Regions from separate parts of the Homo sapiens genome. Here region 2 is linked to region 1. The links are chromatin loops, found by intact Hi-C in ENCODE. Cell type or tissue: heart right ventricle. All regions are shown on one strand. Links, peaks and the distances in the headings refer to the core of each region. The heading gives the core; the rest is flanking DNA.

Region 1 (6,152 bases), core at 1,184-5,183:
TGTGTGTGTGTGTGTGTGTGTATGTGTGTGTTTGTGTGTGCAGGGAAGGGGCAAGGCTGGAAGAACGCCGCTGTGCTGGCACAGCCTTCGTCAGAGCCCTGAAAGGGGCTGAGTGGGCTCTGACTCAGCTCTATGACTCATTCACTGTATTGCTGTCTCCATCCTCTGGGCACATCCTCTGGACCATTTCTGCTCAGCCTCAAGTGGAGGAGGTGAGATTTGGGCCGGTACCTCCGGATGACTCACCTGGCTAAGCTGGAAGGAAGGGGCCGAAGCCCCACCATCCTGCACCCCCTTGTCACTACCCCTGTCTCCCTAGGGGTTCTCGTGCAGACACAGACTTCACAAGTAGGTTATGGCTGCTCCAGTAATGAATGACGCTCTCCATCCCAACCCAAAGCATTACCCCCCAATCACGCTTCCCGGCTCAAATGCCACAGTTTCCCCAGTCCCCTCACATGGTTGTCCCCTGTGCTTCTTGTGGGCCTCTGAGGTCAGCTGATAAGGAAGTTTACAAGGCTCTCCCAGACCATTGGTCATTTTATTCTTCTTCATCTCTTACAAACCTTTTTCAGTTTACAAAATAGTTTTACATCCCCTTTCTCATTTGATTCTCTCCCAGACCCTAGGAAGCCTGGTAGGAAGGCGAATATCCCCATTCTTCAGGGATGGACGTTGGAGCTCCACTAATCCTTTCACTAGTAAAGGAAAGGAAGTGAAGGGCATTGAGGGGACACGGAATGTTGGGAAGGGCAGGCTGGGCAGGGACAGTGGAACAGTGGGCTGGGGGCATTTAGTGGGACAGTGGGCTGGAGAATAGGGACAGCACTGGCCAGTTGGTGACATGACAAGAAATATGTCTGTATGAGAGCAGAAGACAGATAAGGTCTTTTGACTTTATCCCAAGACCAAGAGGAAGCCATGGAAGGGTCTTATGCAGTGGAACGCCATGGTCAGACTGGATTTTAGAAACCCACCCCTGGGTGTGATGTGGGCAGGGAACTGGGGCAGGGCAAGCTGGGGGCTGCCTCTGTTATTCAGAGAAGAGCTGGCAGAGTCCGCCTGTGGGCAGTGGTAGAGGGGGTGGGACAGGGACAGAAAGACTCCTGGGAGGGTGTCCAGTAGGCACATGAAAATAGGGGTCTGAGGCTGTTTCCCCTGAAGAAGTGGTGTATATTTATTCTACTGTAAAGGAGGACGGAGTGCTAAGTGGGTTGCCATCCACTTATAGATGTGACTGGAGCCAGGCAGTGGGTGAGATGACTCAGGGAAAAGGGAGGGTCACCAGGGATGCCAACCCTTAAGAGCCGAGCAAAGGCCAGTGCAGGCCCTGCCACAACACCCCGCGGGAAGGGCATTTGTAATGTGAAAGCACTTCGCCACCATGACCTCCTTTGATGCGGACAAGGCCCTGTGAAGGTGACAGGTGACTCACCTCACAGACACTCAAGGGTGAAATCTAAGGGGACTGCTGGCTTTTCCCTCTGCCGCGTTCCCTTTCCTCTTTCCACCCATGCTGGGCTGCTGGGGTCACCACCTGGCACCACCTGGAGCAGGAAGCGTCCTCTTGCGAGAGTGCCCAGAACCTCCAGTGGGGTGTGGCTGTGGGCTGTGGGAAGGGGCTGGGTCCCCCGAGCCCTTTTGGCCCTGGAGGGTCTGGAGGGTTTCCAGATAAAATATGAGATGTCCAGTTAAACTTGAATTTCAGATAAATTACAAATAATGTTTGGTATAAGTATATCTCAAATATTCCATGGGACATATTTATATTTTAAAAGTACTTGATGCTTATCTGAAATTCACATCTAAGTGGCATGTCTGTCTTGTATTTTTATTTGCTAAATTTGGCAACCCACAAGGGGTGCCTCACTACTCCTGCACACCAGGGCCTTGGGGATTTTCCTTTGTCTGAGACCACAGTGAGAAACAGCCTCTTACCCCACACTTGCCCTGGGTCCTTGTGTGGGGCTCAGGGTTGTGTGGGGAGACAAGCTCTGTCCCTGATGGCCTTCCAGCTTCTGTCTCAGCCCAGCAGACGTCTAACCTGAGTTTCTATGGCCTTCCACATGCCAATGGCTCCCCACCTGGACAGGTGAATAGCTGCTGCCTCTGATCATGTGACCCAAGAATGGAGGGGACCAGGGCTCCCCTTCTCTAGCCAGCAGCATCTGCCAGGGTGTCATGTCCAGGCCCTTTAGATAGCCCAGGAGCCTGCAGCCCTCAGTCAGCAAGAGCTTACCCAGGGCAGCCTGGGCTAAGGGGTATGGAGGAAAAGGCACCTGCTCTGCCTTGGGTCTAGGCAACGAAGGTGTGGATATTTGTTGTTTGTTCAGTGGCCTACTGTTAGGAAACAGTAGCCCCACAGCTTTGCAGAGCCTGACAAAGGCAAGAAACTGTCACATGTCTGCCCTCATTTGTAGTTTTTTCTTGTTGTTGCTGTTGTTTTGAGAAGGAGTCTCACTCTGTCACCCAGGCTGGAGTGCAGTGGCATGATCTCAGCTCACTGCAACCTCCACTTCCTGGGTTCAAATGATTCTCCTGCCTCAGCCTCCCAAATAGCTGGGATTACAGGTGTGCACCACCATGCCCGGCTAATTTTTGTATTTTTAGTAGAGATAGGGCTTCACCATGTTGGCCAGGCTGGTCTTGAACTCCTGGTCTCAAGTGATCTACCCACCTCAGCCTCTCAAAGTGCTGGGATTACAGGTCTGAGCCACCGTGCCCAGCTAATTTTTGTTTTATTATTATTATTATTATTATTTTGGAGATGGAGTCTCACTCTGTTGCCCAGACTGGAGTGCAGTGGCATGATCTTAGCCCCCTTCAACCTCTGCATCCCAGGTTCAAGTGATTCTCCTGCCTCAGCCTCCCAAGTAGCTGGGATTACAGGTGTCCGCCACCACGCCTGGCTAATTTTTGTATTTTGGTAGAGGCAGGGTTTCACCCTGTTGACCAGGCTGGTCTTGAACTCCTGACCTCAAGTGATCTGCCCGCCTCTGCCTCCCAAAGTGCTGAGATTACAGTTGTGAGCCACCACGTCCGGCCATCTGCCCTTATTTAATCCTCACCATATTGTTGTCAGGTGAACAGGGATGGCGTTTTCAGCTGTTTCCTACCCCCTTTATGATGAGTGAACTGAGGCTGAGAGAGGTGAAGCTTTGCTCGTAGTCACATATCCTAACCCATGTGAACGTTGGGGCTTCAACCCTAGCTCAGAGAAAAGTGATCAAGGATGCTGAACTCCAAGGAGCCCGGGAGTTGTGCTCCAGATGAAGTTCCTCCACTTTCACAGTAGGGGGCGAGCCTGAAGCTTTGCTTGAAGAACTGGGATGAAAAGTCCACAGTCCTGCCCTGGCCACAGGCAAAAGACAAGGCTGGCAGCTCCCACTGTGGCGCTGGGAGAGCTTCCTCTCTCTACTCCGGCCCACACATGGAGTGGGCTGTGGAGTCCTGATGAGAACCTGCTGGGGCAGCAGGTCAGGGCGCTGCACATACTCTGGGTGGGGAGGAAACCTGCAATAACCGAGAAGGCGGCTCCAGAAGCTCAGGGACCTCTCAGTTCCCCGGAGGGAACCAAGGCTTTAGTGCTGGGCACAGAGTGGGTCAGCCACACCAGAGTCTCTGTGAATGTTAAGCCAGACTTTGGAGAAGGGAGACACAGAGGTGGGTGTGGCAGAGACTGCAGATGTAAAGAGTTCTATGTGTTTATTCCACAAATATTTTCTGAGCATCCACTGTGTGCCAGACACTGTTGTAGACATCAGGGATACAGCAGTGAATAAAGCAAATATGTGCATACAGGTGTCTCATAGACAACTCGCTTGTGAGTCAGCTCATTTGTGAGTTGATTCTTTTGACCCCAGGCAATGTAATGCAAAATTCAGCCCCCTTAGCAGCTTCCAGAAAACGGTTTTTCCCCACCAAACATGGCAGGGCAGAGGGTTTTACTGAAGATTTACTGGGTCATAATGAGAGGCTGCAGTTGCTTCTCTTGTGCCACCCCCTCTGTGAATGTCAGGGTACATGACCCTTCTCCCAGCTCTCCTGACATGCAGCCAAGCTGGGGGCTCACCGCCCTCCCTCCACCTCCTGCACCCAGGCTCCCTGCCTGGCTAGCCTTTCTCCAGCAGTTTTCTCACAGACATTTAGTCTTGGGAGGGGAGGCTTTTGTCCCATTCCTGTGTCACTGTTTGGCCCTGAAGGACACAGCCTCTTTCCCCAGGGCCCCTCCTTTCTGAAATGGGGATGTTGTCCCTATGCCATTCCTACTTCTCAGAATTATTCCAGGGTGAGATGAGCTCATATCTGAGAAGGGTTACACTCAGAACTCTCTAGCACCTCGGGTCATGGCAACTGGAGACAGCATCTTGCTCTGAACCAGGCCCCAGCGTCCTACAGATGGGTGACCTGGTGTCATTATGGGAGTAAATATTGAGCTGCTCTCCTTTTATTTTGGATTGGGTATAATTTAGTACCCTGTTCTCACTCTTTTATTAATAAAATAAAACAATAAACACATACTACCATCAAAAGAACACTCACAGCCTGTGTTTATGTGTTTATGTTGTGTCTGTGTCTAAGAAGCTGCAACTGCTATGTCAATTTTTAACAAAATGAGTTTTCACTCAGTGCTGGGGGGTATGATAATTCAAAACAAAAAGGGAGGGCAGATTCTTCCACTGTGTCTTTTAGTTTTTGCTTTTTTACTCTTTTCCTTTTTCTTTCTTTTTTTTTTTTCTGTTAAAACAGAGACATTGGCCTAAGGCCTAGGCACAGAAACTAAGAGTGCCTGTGTTCACTCGGGAAAGATTCCACAGGGGAATCAGGCCCATGCCCCTCCCGTCTCCTGTTCCCAGGGGCTTTGTTTCCTGCTCTCCTCTGCCCTTTCTGAAAAGGACCCCACAGGTGATCTGAACCCCCTGAATATGGTGCCTGGGGAGAGGAATGTGGGCATGAGGAAAGTAAGGAATGAGGAGGAGAGGAGAAATAGAACAATAAGAGAGAATAATCAGCATAAACTTTGTGATCTCAGGGCCAGGGATGAGAGAAACAATGGTCATTTATACATTTTAATCATGAGTTCAGTCTTGTGGCTGAAAGTAACAGAAACAAAATTCTAATTAGCTTGAGCCCCAAAGATGAAGGTGTTGGCTTACATAAACTACTGTGGAGACAGGGATAAAACAAATGGCTTCAAGGAGTGGACATCCTTGGGACGTCCCCTCCCCTCAGGATGTTGATTTATCCACCTGCTCTCAAGGCTGTGAGGCTCTGTGTGCCCATCCTCACAGCCCCATGGCCAGAGAGGAAAGCACTCTTTCACACCAGCTCCGGCTAGAGGACAGCAAACAGCAGCATACCAGTGTGCAGTCGTCACAGTTCAAAAATGTTACACTTTGTTCTTTTCCAGTACTGATGAAGGAATGGAAAATGGAGACCCTAATGCTGTGATACACTATTGGAGGGAACATAAATTGTCCCAGTCCCTTTGGAGGGAAATTTGGCAGTATCTATTATAATTTGAAATGTGGTTACCATGGATCTCATGATGCCATGTCTCAAAATCCAGACCAGTAACTCTCATGTATGTGCACAAGGAAACACAGGCCAGGGTGTTATGTGAAGAATTATTTGTAATGCAAAATTAGGAATAACATAAGTGTCCATCTTTAAACCATGATATATTTTATACTCTGAAAACCTGGAAACTATTAAAAAGAATGAAGTATGTACTGACATAAACCCCTAAGACATCTTGGTAAATGAAAAATGTAATTTGCAGTATATAGATACAATATGGTATCACTCAAGCATAAACCAAAACCAAAACAAAACCTTGAAATAATAATATATATTTATATATGTTTATAACATATTTCTAAATATATGAAAATGCATAGAAAAGGTCTAGATTCACTAAATTACCTTGGTTATCTCTGGTGAAGCTAAGATTAGGTGTTGAGATTGAAGGAGACTGTCAGGTTTAAACTTTTTCAGTGATAACGTATTCAGGTATAATTTATGTATTTAAAATTAATTTTAAAACTTTTAAAGGAAAAAGCTATGGAAGGAAAGGCATTCTGATTTGTTCAACCCAGACCATATGACTCTTCCTAGACCAATCACTGTGGCCAAGGGGCTCCTAGGGTTCA
Region 2 (4,000 bases), core at 1-4,000, 380 kb after region 1:
AACTGCATTGAGTTTTCTTATAAGTTCCTATGTTAAAATAATGATTTTATATAGGAATCATGTAATAAAATAATGATTTTACAAACTGAATTATGTCAGTTTGAGTAATCTATAAACGGCCTATAGTTTTTTGTTTTGTTTTATGAGGAGGGTTTCCTTTATCCTTTTCATAAAATGCTGAAAGTAATTATATGGTCCTGATGTGATATCTTTCATTTTAGAGTATTTGTTTTTTGGGAAAATTTACTCAATACTTGAACTTATTGAGTAAAAAAAAAAAAAAATTTACTCAGTAAGCTTCTCAAAGTTCTAGTAAGGCCTTATAGCCAGTGTTCCAGATGGATGAAGCAGAATTATGAAAGTGATATTCAACGTGTCCTACTTTGTATTGTGAGCTGAGTTGAGAGAATTCATTATTTACTTAGTATTTTTGTTTTGTTTTGTTTTGTTTTGTTTTTTAGACAGGTTCTTGATCCTGGCTCAGGCTGGAGTACAGTGGTGTGATCACATATCACTAGAGCCACAATCTCCTGGGTTCAATTGATCCTGCCATCTTAGCCTAGTAGCTGACACTATAGACACATGCCACCATGCTCGGCTAATTTTTGTATTTTTTGTGGAGATGGGGTTTTGCCATGTTGCCCAGGCTGGCCTCGAACTCCAGGGTTCAATCCATCCTCCCATCTCAGCCTCCCAAAGTGTTGGGATGACAGGCGTGAGCCACTGCACCTGGCATAAAGTGGTGTCTTATTATCCCCACTCTGTTTTTATCGAGGAGTCAGTTTCTTTTCAACCATCACTGAAGTGGGAAGAATAGTGTACTCCTCACAGAGATGAAAAGGTCCCATTGTTTCTCCAGAGAGCAACAGTCCCATTTCTGCTCTTTATGAGAGCTTCTTAGGTGATCTCTTCTACCAAGTGAGACATTAGAAATTTGGGAGTCAGCAGTTTAGTTGTCCAGAACTCCTAATAGTTCCTAGGTTGGCCTTTGGCTTTTCTTATCCAACATCAAATTATTCACAGATCGTACTGTTTATCTTTATACTCCTCCTATGTCATTTTTTCTTTCCAGTTTTAGCTAAGTGGTTATCATAAACTCAATAAACTCATTTTTTTAACCCTTATATTCTGAGGCACATTTGTAAATCTTTAGAATTGCTAATTAATTCAAGATGGATTAAAGACTTAAATGTTAGACCTAAAACCATAAAAACCCTGGAAGAAAACCTAGGCAATACCATTCAGGACATAGGCATGGGCAAGGACTTCATGACTAAAACACCAAAAGCAATGGCAACAAAAGCCAAAATTGACAAATGGGATCTAATTAAACTGAAGAGCTTCTGCACAGCAAAAGAAACTACCATCAGAGTGAACAGGCAACCTACAGAATGGGAGAAAATTTTTGCAATCTACTCTTTTGACAAAGGGCTAATATCCAGAATCTACAAAGAACTCAAATTTACAAGAAAAAAACAAACAACCCCATCAAAAAGTGGGCGAAGGATATGAACAGACACTTCTCAAAAGAAGACATTTATGCAGCCAAAAAACACATGAAAAAATGCTCACCATCACTGGCCATCAGAGAAATGTAAATCAAAACCACAATGAGATACCATCTCACGCCAGTTAGAATGGTGATCATTAAAAAGTCAGGAAACAACAGGTGCTGGAGAGGATGTGGAGAAATAGGAACACTTTTACACTGTTGGTGGGACTGTAAACTAGTTCAACCATTGTGGAAGACAGTGTGGCGATTCCTTAGGGATCTAGAACTAGAAATACCATTTGACCCAGCCATCCCATTACTGGGTATATACCCAAAGGATTATAAATCATGCTGCTATAAAGACACATGCACACGTATGTTTATTGTGGCACTATTCACAATAGCAAAGACTTGGAACCAACCCAAATGTCCATCAATGATAGACTGGATTAAGAAAATTTGGCACTTATACACCATGGAATACTGTGCAGCCATAAAAAATGATGAGTTCATGTCCTTTGTAGGGACATGGATGAAGCTGGAAACCGTCCTTCTCAGCAAACTATCACAAGGACAAAAAACCAAACACTGCATGTTCTCACTCATAGGTGGGAATTGAACAATGAGAACACTTGGACACAGGAAGGGGAACATCACACATCGGGGCCTGTTGTGGGGTGGGGGGATGGGGGAGGGATAGCATTAGGGGATATACCTAATGTAAATGACGAGTTAATGGGTGCAGCACACCAACATGGCACATGTATACATATGTAACAAACCTGCACATTGTGCGCATGTACCCTAGAACTTAAAGTATAATAAAACATAATAATAATAAAGTAAATTCAGTTTGTGATGTCAAAAAAAAAAGTATTGCTTTAGCATCTCTTCAATGAGGAAAAAGGTAGATTAAATAATGTCCCTGGACTTACCCACTGATGAAAACTAGTATGTGAGAGAGTCCTAGTAAGAGGGAAGAGGCAGAAGATACTGACTGTGGTATGAAGAAGAGAAGGCAGAAATACTTCTCTGAGAACTTGCCTCATTCATCTTTGTCTCTCCCACAATGAAGAGCGTGGTGCCATGGACCTAGGGAGCTACTGGATTGCAGTGGGAAAAGCACAGGCCATGAGTTGAAAAACTTAAGTTTTTTTTCTAGTGCTCTGTTTACTAGAGGAAGATCCTGAACATTTTGCTTAATCTCCTTGAGAAAAGTTCAAATCTTCAAAATAGAAATAATAACAGTATTTATCTTCAAGCGTTGTTGGCGATGTATGTTAAGGTACGATGCATAGCACCCAGACAGAAATAAGCCTTATTAAGCAATTTCAGTAAGAAGCATTGCTGACTTAGGTTTGACTACTTTGGGCCTCAAATCTTGACTCCAGGATCCAGTGGAGATTATTCCAGGTAGACTTCTTTGACCAAGCATGGTGAGATTCTTTAATTTGGGAAAAATAGTTATATTTGGGGGAATTATACATAATTTATCATGCAACTTAGTATAAATATGTACCATAAAACTTGAAAGCATGTGCAATGGGTTTCTAATTTAAAATTCCAGCTCCTGTCTTTTTTTTTTTTTGGTCCTCTTTTAATTCTTTCCTTTAAAAGAAAATTTCAAACGATCTCAAATTTATAATAGAAATGTAAGAACAATAAAAGCACTTTTAAAAAACCATTTGAGACTAAGTTGCTGGTGTGATGGCCTTCACCTCCAAATACTTTAGTATGTATTTCTTAGAAATAAAGGCATTCTCTTACATATTAATAATTGCAATATGGTAAAAAAAAAATCAGGAAATTAACATGGCATACTACTACCATCCAATTCTAAGATCCCATTCAAATTTCACTTATATTGTCCCAATGATTTCTTTGTAGCAGAAGAATTCAGTTTAGTTTTAAATCATTTATCATCATTGTTATTTTTTGTAAGAGATGAGGTGTTGCTGTAGCCCAGGCTGGTCTTGAACTCCTGAGCTCAAGCGCTCCTCCCACCTCAGCCTCCCCTGGCATGACCTACCATGCCTGGTTCAGAATTCAGTTTAGAATCATGTGTGATTTTAGTTGTTTCACTAGTGTGTAATAGTTCCTCAGTTTGTCCTTGACATTTACAACATTTTTGAAGATTATAGGCCAGTTATGTTATATAATTTCTCTCAATTTGGATTTGTCTGATGTTCACTCATGATTAGATCCATTTATGCATCTGTGGCAGGAATATCACAGAGGTGATGTTATATATTTTCATGCCTTCTCTCAAGTGGCAGAGGATATCTGTTTGACTCATTACTGTTGATGTGTTCACACTGATCACTTTAAAGGCAGTGTCTGTTGGGGTTTCCACTGTAAAGTTACTTTTTTCCCCTTTGTCATTGGTATTTTGGGAAGGTCCTTTGAAACCACCCAAATATCCTATTTTTTATCAAGCTTTCAATTTATTTAGCATGGACTCATTAATTTCTAGTTCATTTAATGGATTATAGTCAGTTACTGTCATTA

What was found. Peaks named below come from ENCODE experiments on the same cell type or tissue, not always from the same donor. Only the 100,000 strongest peaks of a DNase experiment are listed, where the experiment ranks them.
Region 2: it touches region 1 in a loop (2.2-fold over the local background); 1 of 110 quality-filtered maps calls a loop at or near these places.

What each region holds. Positions count from the first base shown.
Region 1 is chr2:27,720,181-27,726,332 of GRCh38, forward strand. All of the region lies in intron 2 of LOC105374378 (a long non-coding RNA gene), which reads left to right. Among named protein-coding and RNA genes, the nearest start is that of LINC01460, 7.5 kb to the left of the region's middle. In heart right ventricle, for the core only: CTCF peaks have their summits at 3,288 (motif pointing right) and 3,489; a DNase peak (open chromatin) is centred at 3,327; H3K27ac peaks cover 3,697 bases.
Region 2 is chr2:28,102,874-28,106,873 of GRCh38, forward strand. The region is part of intron 6 of BABAM2 (BRISC and BRCA1 A complex member 2); the gene reads left to right. Among named protein-coding and RNA genes, the nearest start is that of MIR4263, 110 kb to the left of the region's middle. In heart right ventricle, for the core only: no CTCF peak of the experiment used is centred there; no DNase peak of the experiment used is centred there; H3K27ac peaks cover 1,055 bases.